Regions from separate parts of the Homo sapiens genome. Here region 2 is linked to region 1. Evidence: chromatin contacts called from ENCODE Hi-C data. All regions are on one chromosome and are shown on one strand. Each heading gives the region's core, a stretch centred on a gene start or an enhancer-like site at or near the end of the contact. The rest is flanking DNA. Distances are from core to core; before and after follow the strand shown.

Region 1 (6,336 bases), core at 2,380-4,879:
TGCAACGGATTAGGGGAGAGAATCTCGGCGCTGAGGCAGTCAGAACACCATTCTTACCCGCTTAAGATGATTAGATGCCATAAAAAATAATTGCGCCAATTTAGTGTAAAATAAGGTGTGTTCTAGATGGGGAAGGGAAAGCCTGAGTGTGAATTGCAAATGGCAGATGAAAGCCCGGGCACTTAGGATATATCTGCTTGTGTGTAATGGGGACCTGCAAGCTCCAGCTTTGAGAACTTGAACAAGACTCTGGACCTGGAAGAAGTGTGTAGAGTCCGCTAGGTCAAGAGTGAAGTCTGTATTAGCTGTATTAGTCTTGCTCAGAGCTAGGATTATTGAATCATCTATCCATCCCTGCCTCTCCACCTTAGCCATTAGGGTCATCTTTTTATGGGATGGCTTCACCAATTGAGAAGGTTTCCCATAGTTGGAGGAGTAGCTGCATCTGAGATTTTGTCATGAACTATTTCTTTGGCAAGTTTCCAAAAGAAGCACCATGTATCATCAAATGTATCACCAGAAGAAGCATTGTTCAGCACCAAAACTGATGTTTTCAAACTATCATATTACAATTCCTTTGCTTGCTGGCTTGGCTTTTTAAACATTAGAAACATAAATGTGAATATAAGAGAAATATCACTTTCTCCCCATGTCAGATAATCAAAGAGCAGCTAAGAGTAACACAATCTTTAAATTAAAAGGGATTTACCAAAAGGTATCTCATGCTTGGCTATAAAAAATGAAACAAAAACCCTGAGTTAGTTCTTCCTTTGATTAAAATGGAGTTATTAGAGAGGAGTGGTTTCAGATAGACACCTCAGGAGAAATTATTATTGCATTGTGCAGAAGAGTGGAGTATTTAGCCCAAACCAGATGCAGGTAAGACATTCGTGGGGAGGTGGGTGCTGTGAACGACCAAGTTTTAATGTGATATTTTTTAGCTTGTGTTGTCATAGACACTCTTCCCCAAGGGGATTAAGCATAGAATGTGGTCAACCTTCATTTGGTCATTTTTGACCCAAAGCCAATCAAAGGTCATTCATTTCTGCTTTGGAGATTGAGGTGCAAGTTAAACCATTTTTGCTTTCTCTTTGAAGAAGTTTTGACTATGTAATTGCTTTAACAAATATTGGGAAAGCGGAGCTATTTCTGTATATATTTTCAATTCCAGTTCACTCTAAATATCTGCTTTATTCTGGGAGTCTGCTTTTAAAAGCAACTAGCTTGTTAAAATGCCTAATAGGAAATCTGCTTCTAATAATGAATTTATACGTACTGTTACATCACAGATGTTAGAGCTGGAAAGGGAGCACCCTTGGAGGTCATGTCCAATCCCTTCAGTTTACAGATGAGAATTGAAGCCAAACGAGTTGCACAAAAAACAAATTTCTACACACTCCACCAAGAAATTTCAACTTCACTTTTTTTCAAATCAAGGTTTTCTGAACTTTGGAGCTTATCATGACTTAATTATCATTTAAATTCTTCTCCCCTTTTTTGCTTATCTTGTTTGCTCAGAAATTTATTTCTTAGAAATAAATTGTGTGTTTATCTTAAAAATAGAAAGTTACACTCTTATTTTCAATATTAGTGTCTCAAATATGATTCAGCTTTTTGTGATTTCTTAGTGATATTCTACACAAAGCATTGCCCAAAAATACAAGTACTATATTCAATTTGACATGGGAAGAATTTCAAAAAAACACAACTCATTTGGCATCTAAAAATCACATAAGCAAGAAAAAGGTAGAATACAACACACAAACTTATGAAAATTAGATAGTTTATTTATAGTTTAATCACAAGAACAACTTTCTTGTTCTTCAAGATGTAAATACATACTAGAATAAACTCTGTAGAATATACAAAAAATACATATTTTCCCATGAAAAATTTCTTTATAATAAATAGAAGGGAACACGTGTGTGGCTGATCCGGATAATGCTCCGTGTCTGCTTAGGTTTTCAGACTGTTGATTTATTTTTAATCTCTTGAAAGAATGGGGGAGTTCCTTCTCCCCTAAAAGGTCGAAATAAATAATACATGAGGCAATCCTCCCTCCTGATTTTTCCCTTTTCCTCCACATTTTTCCTTTTGATAGAGAGTTCAGCCTAAATTTCCACGCTTGCATTCAATCATTACAAAGCCTACAAATTATACAATGACTTCTAACCTGCCCCTCTAACAAAACAAGTTTTTTTCCCCTTATAAATCATAAGAGACAGATGGCAAAATGGGGAAGAAAAAGGAAAGAGAAGGACAGGACAATAGGCATTGTGACGAATCTGGGAAACAGAACAAAGTGCACATCAGAGAGGGAAGTTTGGTTTGACAGGTGAAATTCCCACAGCCTGCAGACAGCAATGGGAATAAAGCAGATGCCAGCCATTGCAAATCTGTGGATAATATTATTACCAGCAAAATCATTCAGATGCTAAGATACATTTCTTTCTACTCGACATTAACATCTCTATGTAGAAGCAAAGGTGAAGAGATCACAGGAACCAGTTGCATTCCCCCTGTGAGATTCACACGAACTGCACCAAGTCCTTCGGCGTTAAAGAGAAAGGGGAGGAGCGTCAGTCCGCTCTGCAAACTCTTTAGATATGCCACCATCATCTCTTCCCAGGGTCTTTTTCGTCTCAAGAAGCGCCCCCAAAACGCCACCCTTGGCTTTGACAATAAGCTCCATCACACCTTCAGTAAATCAGAGCCCGTCTGAATGAAGGATACCCAAAGCCAAGAAATGCAAGAAACAACCGAGGAATCAGAAAGGCTACACCTGCCCTGTGAAGTGAGATGGTTTCCAGGGCGTGGAAAGGAGGGGCAGGGGAAGGGAGGAGGGCTCGACTGGGGACAGGAAAGGGAACCCACTAAGGCCTGGCGTGGGTAGCAGAAATGGCAGCTCTAGATACAATCCCTGGCTATGGGGAGGTGAGGTGCATAGCGGTGCTTGTCGGGAGGTGGGGGCTGCCAATAGTCCATGTCTGACCCGGCCGGGCTGGCGGGCGATAAAGTGCAGCTGTAGGGGGAGGTGGAATTGGAGGACACGGAGGAGGACGGCGCGGGGCTGTTGGTGCAACTCCACGTGGAGGCGGGCGAGGGGCTGTCTCCGCTGCTGCTCAGGGCGGCGCTGGCTCCTCCCGGGCTCAGCAACACTGCCTCGGAGAAGAGCGCCCCCGGCAGGCCCCCGCCGCCGCCCCCGCAGTGATCCGCCAGGCGCAGGGTCTCGGTGAGTGCCCAGATGTAGTTGTGGGCGAAGCGCAGGGTCTCGATCTTGGTGAGCTTGGCGTCCTCGGGGAACGTGGGGAGCACCTCGCGCAGCGCGTCCAGTGCCGCGTTGAGGTTGTGCATGCGGTTTCGCTCGCGGTTGTTGGCCTTCAGTCTACGGGTCTTCTTGATGCGCTGCACCGTCTCGGCCGTCTTGGCGCCTCGGGAGACGGCCCGCGCCCGGGAAGGGCGCCGTTTGCAATCGTGTACCAGACCCAGCAGCCGTGCGGGCCGGCAGCCCTCCGCACCCGCAGCCACGCCGCCCCGCGCCCCCTGCCCGGCCTCAGCCCCGCGCTGCCGACGCGCCCCGCCTGACGCGCCCGGCTCCTCCTCCTCTTCTTCGTCGGCGCTGGATGACAGCGGGGTCAGGGCCGCCAAGGCGGGGGAGGCCGATCCGAGCAGCACTAACACGTCCTCTTCCTCCTTCAACTCCAAGGTCTCGGATTTGACGAACATCCTACCGAAGAGAGAAAGGGGAAAAAGGCAGTGAGGTGTAAGGAAAGAAACAGAGGCGCGATCTTCGTGTCACAGGGGCGTGCTCCGGCGCGCACCCGAGAAGACCAGCTCCGAATGGCGCGGAGCAGGAAGGCGAAGGAAGAAACCCAGGCAGTGCTAACCAAGGTCAGGAGCGCCGCTAGCGCTCGCTGTGACCCTGCTGCCAGTCAGCCGGGTCCTGCCCTCCGCGGGCGGTCCTGCGTTCCCTCCCCGAGAAGGGACTGCGGCCTCCGCGACAAAGATTCTGCGCGGAGCAGAGGGCGTGCGGGTGTGGTTGGACTGAGTGCGGGGAAACCACCTGCGTAGTTGGAAGCGGTGGCTCGAATACTTACTTAGTTGGCTCTAACTGTGCCTCAGCGTTGCTGTGACTTTGGCCTGTGCCGGGAATCTCCGCGCAGCTGCGAGCGCAGCGCCGGGTCCTTCGCCCGGCGTGAAAGCTGCAAGCCCGGCGCTACTGTGGCGCAGCTCCGCGGGGGACCTCTGCGACCGGCGAGTTTGCCAAGAGCCCCGGCGGCGGCGGCGGCGGCCCGCCCGGGTCTCGTGTGTTGTGGTGGTGGTGCGTGTCTGTCTGTCAGTCAGTCCCTGGCCGTGCGGCTCCTGGCACGCGACTCCCAGGCACTCCAGTTAACGCGAAGCTGCTTGTGGTTCAGTGGCTGCGTGTCTGGCACACGACTCTCCTTAAAACCCCTTATATACCACCAAGAAAACAATCAGATCTGCCCCGGGCCCCCTCCTCCCCCGCCACCGCCTCCTCCTCCTGTCAGTCCTGCCCCCCTTCTCCCCCGCTTTTCCCTCCTCTGGCTTATTCTTTTCATTGCATTATCATCATTCATTTCTTCCTCTTTCTTCACCGCCTTTCCCCCTCCCTTGGCCCTGCCATCCATCCTCCTCCTCCCACCACCCCCGCCTCTCTTTTCCCCCTTTATCTAATCAACATAAAATGGTTCTAAAGCTCCTGTTGGAGCTCCGGGCTGCGGCCGGAGCTGGCGAAGCCGCAGCGGCCGCAGAGGCTCAAGCTGCGGCTGTTGTCGCCGCCGCTGTCCATTGTGATTGGTGGCTCGCGCTCGGCTGGAGCGTGCCGCTAATTTATTAATGAATGGAGGTCGCGAGGCGCAGCTGGCCAATCAGGGCGCCCTGGACTCCGGGAGGCCTGCGAGCCACGCGCACCGGAGCCCGCTCCCTTTCAGCAGCTCATTAGGGGCCCGAGCGCTGGGGGCGGATGGGGGGACCCGTGCTACCGCCCCCGCCTTCGTCCTCGCTGCCGCCGAGGCTCCCCCCGCCCGGCGCGCGCGCAGGCACCGCACCCGGCGCTGCCGGCCCTCCTAACTCCCGGGTGATGGGAACTAGGAATTAGTTAATGGGGGTCAGAATCCCGGGGAAAGCAGTTAGCCCTGTGGTGCTGCCGGGCGTCTCTTGGCAAAGCCTCTTAGGGGTTGTATCAAATAGTAAACGATTTTAAAATGGATTCATTTGGTTAGGGGAGGAGAATGGCGTGGATGGAGAGATGTGGACACCTCGTGAACAAGTGTGTTTGGGGTCCGTCGAAACTGGCGTGGGAGAGTGAAGGGAGAGGACACTGGGGATTCAAACAGGCGTCTCTTGGGAGGGGAGGTCGGATAGGGGAGCAGTTGATGAGCTTTTAGAGGATGTGAGAATGAAATCACTCACATGTTAGAGCTGAAAGGATCCCCCTCATTTTACATACAGGAAACTGAGGCTCCGGGCACTGATGCAGGTTTTGCTGGGGTTAACCCAGTTTATAGCCTGGAGGGACAGCAAGGAGGCTTCCTGCGTGGGTGGCAGCGAACCGAGCGGGAGGAGCGGCAGAGCTGCTGCTCCTGCAAGCAAATGCGCTGCGCTGACATTTCTGTGACCTCTGCTCCGCGCTGGGGGGCGTTGTAGGGACAAGGGGCCCATCTTCCCAATTCTGCTTTTCAATGAGAAAAAAGAGCTGAAGGGCTACTGGACCTCGGGGGAAACTTGTTCTCAATTGCTCGTTAGCCCTCCCCACTTTCCCCACGTTCATGCCCACCCTCTTGTCGACATGGGGATGGATCCGGACTTCAGTAGACCGGAGTGGCGTCCCTTGAGATCCCCTTTGCAAATTAACTTTAGGCAAGGCACAGTTGGAGTGTTAGGAGTGGAAGAGTAGAAGGGAAAGAGAATGCTGTCTTCTGGTTTCTGTCTCCCTCAGTTTGTAGGACTTAGAAACAAGCTGTATTCCAAAGACGGGGTGGTTAAATTAGCTGTTAGTATTTTGGCATGGCTTTAATTTGTTTAATGTTTTCTTCAGGGAGGTAACAAGGAGGATTGGAAGGCACAAAGTAAAGAAAATGAAAATTAGAAACTTGTGAAAAGGAGCATTACCCATTGCAGTTCTTCAAACTTCAGACTTCCTTCTGTCTTGGAATTACTTGAAAACTATCATGATTTCCACTTTGCTCTTTGATGTTTGTGTTTTCATATTCTCCCTTTTTAAAGCAAATTCCCAAAATATAAAAGCATCATTTGCCAGTTTCCTCCTCGACTATTTTAGAACAGCTAAATTTCATGTGTTAGAAGTGCAGAAAT
Region 2 (6,336 bases), core at 1,397-3,896, 2.1 Mb after region 1:
GAGTATAGATAAGGTCCACTGTCCACAGAGACAGGACAGGCTGTTAACATTCTCCTTTAACTTGAGTGTAAGGGGGCAGGGATCACACTTTGCAGAAACTTTAAGAGGATTTTAAAATTTCTATTACTACTACTATTAAGTTACGTTTGATTTCATTAATTTCTTCTTCAAATTCTAGGAAGTCTGATCCCAGAGTTAATGGTGAATGATTACAAAACTTATATAATATCTCACATATGGTTGTTTATATTTTCCAATAAAGTTATATGGGGTGAATAATTATAACAAGTATTTCTGAAAAAAATAACAATTGAGAATACTGATATATATAGTCCACAGAAATAATGAGGGAATTTTAATACCATACTCCACATTGGCTGAAACTTTCTCACTGCAGGCTATGCTGTCCCATTCAACATTCTATAAACTAAAGATGATAGGGAGAATCTTGTTTAATCTGAATGGGAGCTTGAAGGATACATTAAATATGGAAAATATGCATCCTTCCTTAAAGAGAAGTAGCAAATGTTTTCATTATTCATTTATTCAACCACTTAGCCAATAATGTTAACAATTAAAGGTGGGAGCATTAAAAAAAGGAAAAGTGGGGTGGGGCGGTGAAATGAACCTCACTGATTTCTTGCTTTTATCATTTCAAACTCCAAAAGTGTATTTCAACTATTCATATGATGATTGAATAAACTTGTTTTACATTATGGAACACCCTTACTGTGTAGAGCTGTGAGAAATTCAATAATCAGTATTTAATGTGGACAAAAATAGATAGATTAGAGAAACAATAAACATGGACATATCTACACATAATATATACTCCTTTTCTATCCAAAAATCTGACAAAAACCTTACACAATGGTCAGTTTACACCATTTTAAGGACAAGGATGTGGTGAAACAATTTTAAACATTTTTATATAATAAAAGAAAAAAGTTGTTTTAATTGCTAATGATCAAGTTTTTACCAAGAATTTACATATGCATCATCAAACAGTAGCTTGAAACTGAAGCTTGACCTTTGAGAAATAAAGCTTTTAAAGTAAATGTCTAAATTCTCTTTTCTTTATTATGTTACATTTCATTTACTTTAGGTTTTCTAGTGCAATTTAAATAAGAAATAAATAGAGAGTATGGTAATCAGGTACAAAGGCTGTGAAAATATTCCCTGCATTTTGCACAGGGAATATGTTCAAATTCCTAATCTGCAAAGAAGAAAAGTGCATTTTCTTTTTTGAAATGGCATTTGAAGATCTCTCCATCCATGAACATTCTTGAGCATATGGATTTTACAATAACAGCAGTGTATATTAGTTTTTTAATTTATCATTAACTGATAACATATACAGTAAAATATAATTTCCGTTTTCTTATCTAAGGGCAGAAAATCCCAACCTATTTCTGAATCTCACTTTGGAACAAGGACAGAATGACCTGACATGGCATTTTTGATTTCCAACGTTTAAACGCATAACGTTTGTGTGCTATGGAAGCATCTTAGCTTCTGGAATTTATGCTCGACACGAAACATAAACAATAAACAATTCAGTCCACGTTATATAGACATATCTCATATATATATGAGATATATATATATAAAATATCTTACGCACATGCACACTTAGACTTTCTCGGTTTTCATGAAACTCACAATCTACCTCAGGCGCTCAAAGGCACTCGGCCTCTCAGGTCTGAGGCACCACAGAGAGGCTTCCTTGGGCACAGTTGCTTGCTGGTCAAGACGCCAACTTGGCAAGGTTATGCTGCTGGCAAAGGCAGATTCGTCAGAATAAAGTCGCCACAGGCTCAACCAGGCAAATCATGAATGGCCCTTTCAGCAGGAGCCTGAGAGGAGGGATGTTATTCAGCCCAGCAACCCTATTTACTTTTTTTCAGGATCCCCAAACTCGCGTTTTTTAAGGCTTTCCGCTACAAGAGAGCCAGAATTGAAGCCTGGGTTGGCGGCAGTGCAGGTACCTGCTCACCTAAGCATCCCTCTTTTAATTTTCCTAACTCCTCCACCCACTTGCCCAAGTATAACTTTTGAATGGATTCAGCAGAAGTGAGGCAGGAAAGGCAGGAAGATGAGAAAAGGCGCGACATCAACACGCAGAGCTCACTGAGCCGCCTTGATGATAAAAGGCGGGCACAGGGACTACGTGGGTGGTGGCAGAAAGGGCGCGGGACACGCCTCGCAAAGAGGGAAGAGTGGGCGGGGCCACGTGCCGTTGTCAGAGTTCGCAACTCGAGCGCCCAGAGGGCTCGCGAAAAGTCCCAGCCTGCAAGCCAACCTCGCTCAGCGGACGACTGGCCGGATCCCAACGCGCTGCCCCTTGCCCAGCCTGCGAGCGCGTGGTACGAAGGCGCGTCTGCATCCATGCCCCAGCCCGGGGAGCTGGAGGCGCTCGCAGTCAGAGGCGAGTGATGCTAGGCTGAGCGCGTGGCGGCCCGTGTCGTGCCCCGCTGAGCCAAGTGCGGAAGGGCAGCGGCGCGCTCCGACTCTGCTCGCCGCACGCAGGGCGGGGCGCGGCTGGGGGGCGGGGGGCCTGGCCGCCCGCTGGGAGCTGCGGACGAGCAGGCGCGCTGAGGACCCGAGGGAGGACACGGTTAAAGCATTGCTATCAACTGTGAACCCAGAGAGCCCTCCTTAGCCAACACGCTAACTCCGAAGCCTCCCTTACGCCCCCGAACCACCGAAGGCGGCGACACCTGATTCAGCGCACAAACACAGGTCCCTTCTGTCCCGGATACAATTACGCGGCAGACACACACTCAAACTCGCGCGGGGCAGCCAAGAGACGAGGTGAGCGGAGGGACCACGCCGTTCCAGAGGGCGGAAGGGGGGGCGGTCTGGGTGGAGGAGAGGGGCGTTGTTTGCTCCCTGAGGTGAGTGCCGGGCGAATGGCTGCTGTCCAGGGGCGGGGGGGTGGGAATTAGAAAGCACAGACAGGGTTGGGCTGAGGAAGTTAGAAGTGGTTAGTGGGGGTTGGCGGGGTAGGGAGAAAGGCTAGGGGTTGAGGGGGTGTGAAGGAGATCTTTTTAGGCTGGCCCCTCATAGCGCCCGCGATCCTGTTTCTGCCATATGGCATCCGTTCGAGGGTTCTCTCGCGTTTGTGCGCTCAAGGCAGAGGGAGGGTATAACGGGGAGGCGATTCGGCCGAGGACCTTGTACTTGACCCCTGAAGGGATGGGCACCGCGGAGCCCAGAGGCCAGAGCCAGCTGCCAGGGCAGGGATGGAGGTGGGGGACCAGGAGGAGCTTCGGGACCTCTTCAACTCCCCTTTACTCCGTCTTCCCCCTAAGGAGGAACAAGAGCGGGATGTGTTGGGGGTGGGGAATGTCTTGGGGCTGTACAAGCTCGCTGAGACTTTTCGGGGCCCGCCGTTTCCGCGTGCCCGCGCGACTCTCGACAATGGACAGTGTACAGTGGTGGCAGGGTTTCACGGGTCCCCGCGCCGATTTGGGAATGGTACGGGGTGCCCTTGCATTAGAGAAGCCTGTGCGGGCCCCCGGGATTAGAGAAGAGGTGAGCGCCTGCGGGCGGGGAGAGAAGGACGCGCTGCTGGCAAAAAGAAGGGCGCCTTCCATGGACTGGAGGAGCGGCGAGGGAGCCTGGTATGTGTGTTTTGGATTTGAAGGAGGCAAACCGCATCGGAGAGTGCAAGTAGATGCAGTGCGTCGGGGCAAAAGGACAATCTGAGGAGGTGGGCGGGGTACCCAATCTCTATATACAAGCTTTCTGGTTTAATTGAGGGTTTATAAAATTGAGTACGGTAAACCTGCCATTGTGCAGCACTTCCTTAGGAAAGGAATAGCCTCTGTACCTGTACCGCGAGTTCCCATCACCTTTCAGCATCTAGGCGGGGAGAGGAGAGAAGGTAGAGAACTTCTGAGAGAGTTCTGAGAACTAACGCGAATGGCTGGATTGCGCTAACTAGGCGTTCTTAGCAGGAAAATGTCGCCAAGGGAAGGAGTGGGTGGCGGTATCAAACCAGGCGTGCTCTGGAGAATCACCTTTATTATGAGCCAGTGTTAGCAGTGACGATAGAGTCTTTTATTTCTGGGGATCCTATTGGTAAAAATTAGAAAAAAACCACACTACTCCAAATACTCCAAAAATCTTCAGTCCCCTCAGGCTGTCACCTTGTACTACCAGTTTTTCAGTATCAATGACGTGAATGTTAGGGAGTTTGGCTAGATGCCAAATTGTTATCATTTCTGATAATTTCATGTTCAAAAACGTCTATATTCACTCAAAATTGGCGTGCTTCTGACATATCCCCAGAAAAAAATCACCACCATTTGAAGGAAGGATAGAAAGTGCCCTTTTTTCTTTTCTTTTTTAAAAACTTTTATTTTAGGTTTTGGGGTACATGTGAAGGGTTGTTACATAGGTAAACACATGTCACAGGGGTTTGTTTTACATATTATTTCATCACTCAGTTATTAAGCCCAGTACCCAATGGTTATCTTTAACCAATATTTTAATAGTGTTAAGAGTAACCATACTTTGTCCCCAGGAGATTTTAAAATTAGAGTCATGCATCTTAATATTATATGGTAAAGGAGACCAGAACTTTGTGTTACTTGAATTAAATCTTAGCCAGCTTAGTTTTCTCCTATAGAAACTGTCTCTTGGTGGTTTGAGGTTTTGCTTTAGGAATGTGTCTGTGTTCAGCAACTCTTCTAGATAATGCCAGAGAAAAACACTCTAGTATTGTATGATTTGCCTGCCACCTACAAGGTTAAGTTGACATCTAGTGTTGTGTGACTTAGTATTATACAAGTCTTTAAAAACTACAATAAAGCATAGTGCCCCGATATTTAGTAAAGGCTTGATACTCTATTAGGAGGTTGGGCATAACTGAACAGAAACTATACTTCTGACTTTTTCCAGGTAATACTACTATACAGGTTCAAACTCTTTTTAAATCTAAGATTTCCAGAGGACTATGCTTGTTGTATTTAAGCTTGGTACGCGTCTTAGAATAAATAAACCAATGCAGTAAATAAAGATGCTTATGACAATTTTTTTGGATAAAAACTACTTTTCGTTTAAAGATTTTGACAGTTTACATTTCCCAATAATTTAAATTAAAACATTTTATTGCACCTTATGAACAACTATCAGCTTCATTACCATTTAAATATTGCTAAAAATCCCATCTTCAATCCTCAAATCCTTTTTAAAATCATGCACCTGTTTATCAAATAATATCAATTTGTTGCTTTTTAATTCATACTAGGATTTTCCAACATACACCTGGGAATTTCTAAGATATCCTTGGAGAGTGAGAACTTTGATTATTTATGCAAGATATAGTATCTCATTTATTTGACCTCATCTGCATTGGTACTTATTTACATAAGCACATTTTCTCGGTAGCTGACTCTTCACACCGTTTATTACTGAAACTTAAAAAAAAAGAGCCATTATAACCCACAAGCAATTTCTAAATCTTACTGTCTTCCTTGTTCCCTTGGAGAATATTGGATATAAGTTATTCTTTCTTGTTGGGTTGTCTTTATGAATTCATAAAGAATTGAATAGTGCTATTCGCTGAGGTGTATAGAGCTGTTTTTGTTTATAGTAAATGGTCTCAGCCTGCTGGGTTGAAATACTAGAATAGAGACAGAAGTACCATTCTTCTTTTTATGTTTTTTTTTTTTTTCTGGGTCCTCTTTCTGTTATTGGCTATCACTTTCTGCTGCTGTCAGACTGTGAGTGGGCCCTGCTGCTCTATTATCTGTTGTCTTTTTTTCCATCAAATGATGTGGGCTATTGCCCGAGTGTAAATCCTGTAGACTTTGTGACAGACACTTTCAGTTTACGTGCTTTATTTGTGGTTTGGACTGTGAACTGAAATGTTTAGGTTTCCAGAAGGGTGACCTCTATATAAAAGGTTTTAATGTACCTTTTATAGAAAAAATTTGTGTATGAGATCTTTAGGAGGGTGTATTAATTTCAGACAATTCAGTCTTCTGGAATATCTTGGTGTTTCTGAGAAACTGAAGCAGCCTTTAAAAAAAAGTTTACTTTCTTATGATAGGCCCAGATCGTCTTTGTTTAGGAATATGTATACTAGAATATTTTACATATTACTTTCTGCCATTGAAACTTACTAACTATAATGTAGTGTAGTTAATATTTTTCTACCCCGGAAGTCCAGAATAAGAAGTATGATTTGAGAATCCTGCTAACCATACTTGAGGCTACATGAATTATTTAAATATTATTTTGCAAATCTACTTATGGAGGAGGTACATAATCAAATACATATGATTAAAATGGTTTAATTTGATCTTGAAAACAGTGGTAATCATA

The links. Hi-C counts contacts between places; a loop is a spot of excess contacts on that map. Pooled maps may share reads with other maps.
Region 2: a loop to region 1 is called in a pooled map, with 14 times the contacts of the local background. The contact joins the promoter of UGT8 here to the promoter of NEUROG2-AS1 in region 1. A Hi-C loop is called at or near these places in 4 of 37 single-sample maps with no recorded cell type and 6 of 50 pooled maps.

The regions. Positions count from the first base shown.
Region 1 is chr4:112,511,750-112,518,085 of GRCh38, forward strand. NEUROG2-AS1 (NEUROG2 and ZGRF1 antisense RNA 1) reads left to right here and starts at 3,630. Exons shown (of 4, transcript NR_161159.1): 1 at 3,630-3,891. NEUROG2 (neurogenin 2) reads right to left here and starts at 4,431. Exons shown (of 2, transcript NM_024019.4): 1 at 4,098-4,431; 2 at 1,767-3,727. The coding sequence starts at 3,726. The coding sequence ends at 2,908. It overlaps LOC124900760 (a long non-coding RNA gene), which reads left to right and starts at 5,056. Exons shown (of 2, transcript XR_007058231.1): 1 at 5,056-5,290; 2 at 6,059-6,336. RefSeq lists enhancers at 2,363-2,502, 5,202-6,082, 5,333-5,432, 5,533-5,652 and silencers at 3,063-3,262, 3,523-3,592, 4,913-5,192.
Region 2 is chr4:114,596,161-114,602,496 of GRCh38, forward strand. UGT8 (UDP glycosyltransferase 8) reads left to right here and starts at 2,647. Exons shown (of 6, transcript NM_001128174.3): 1 at 2,647-2,814.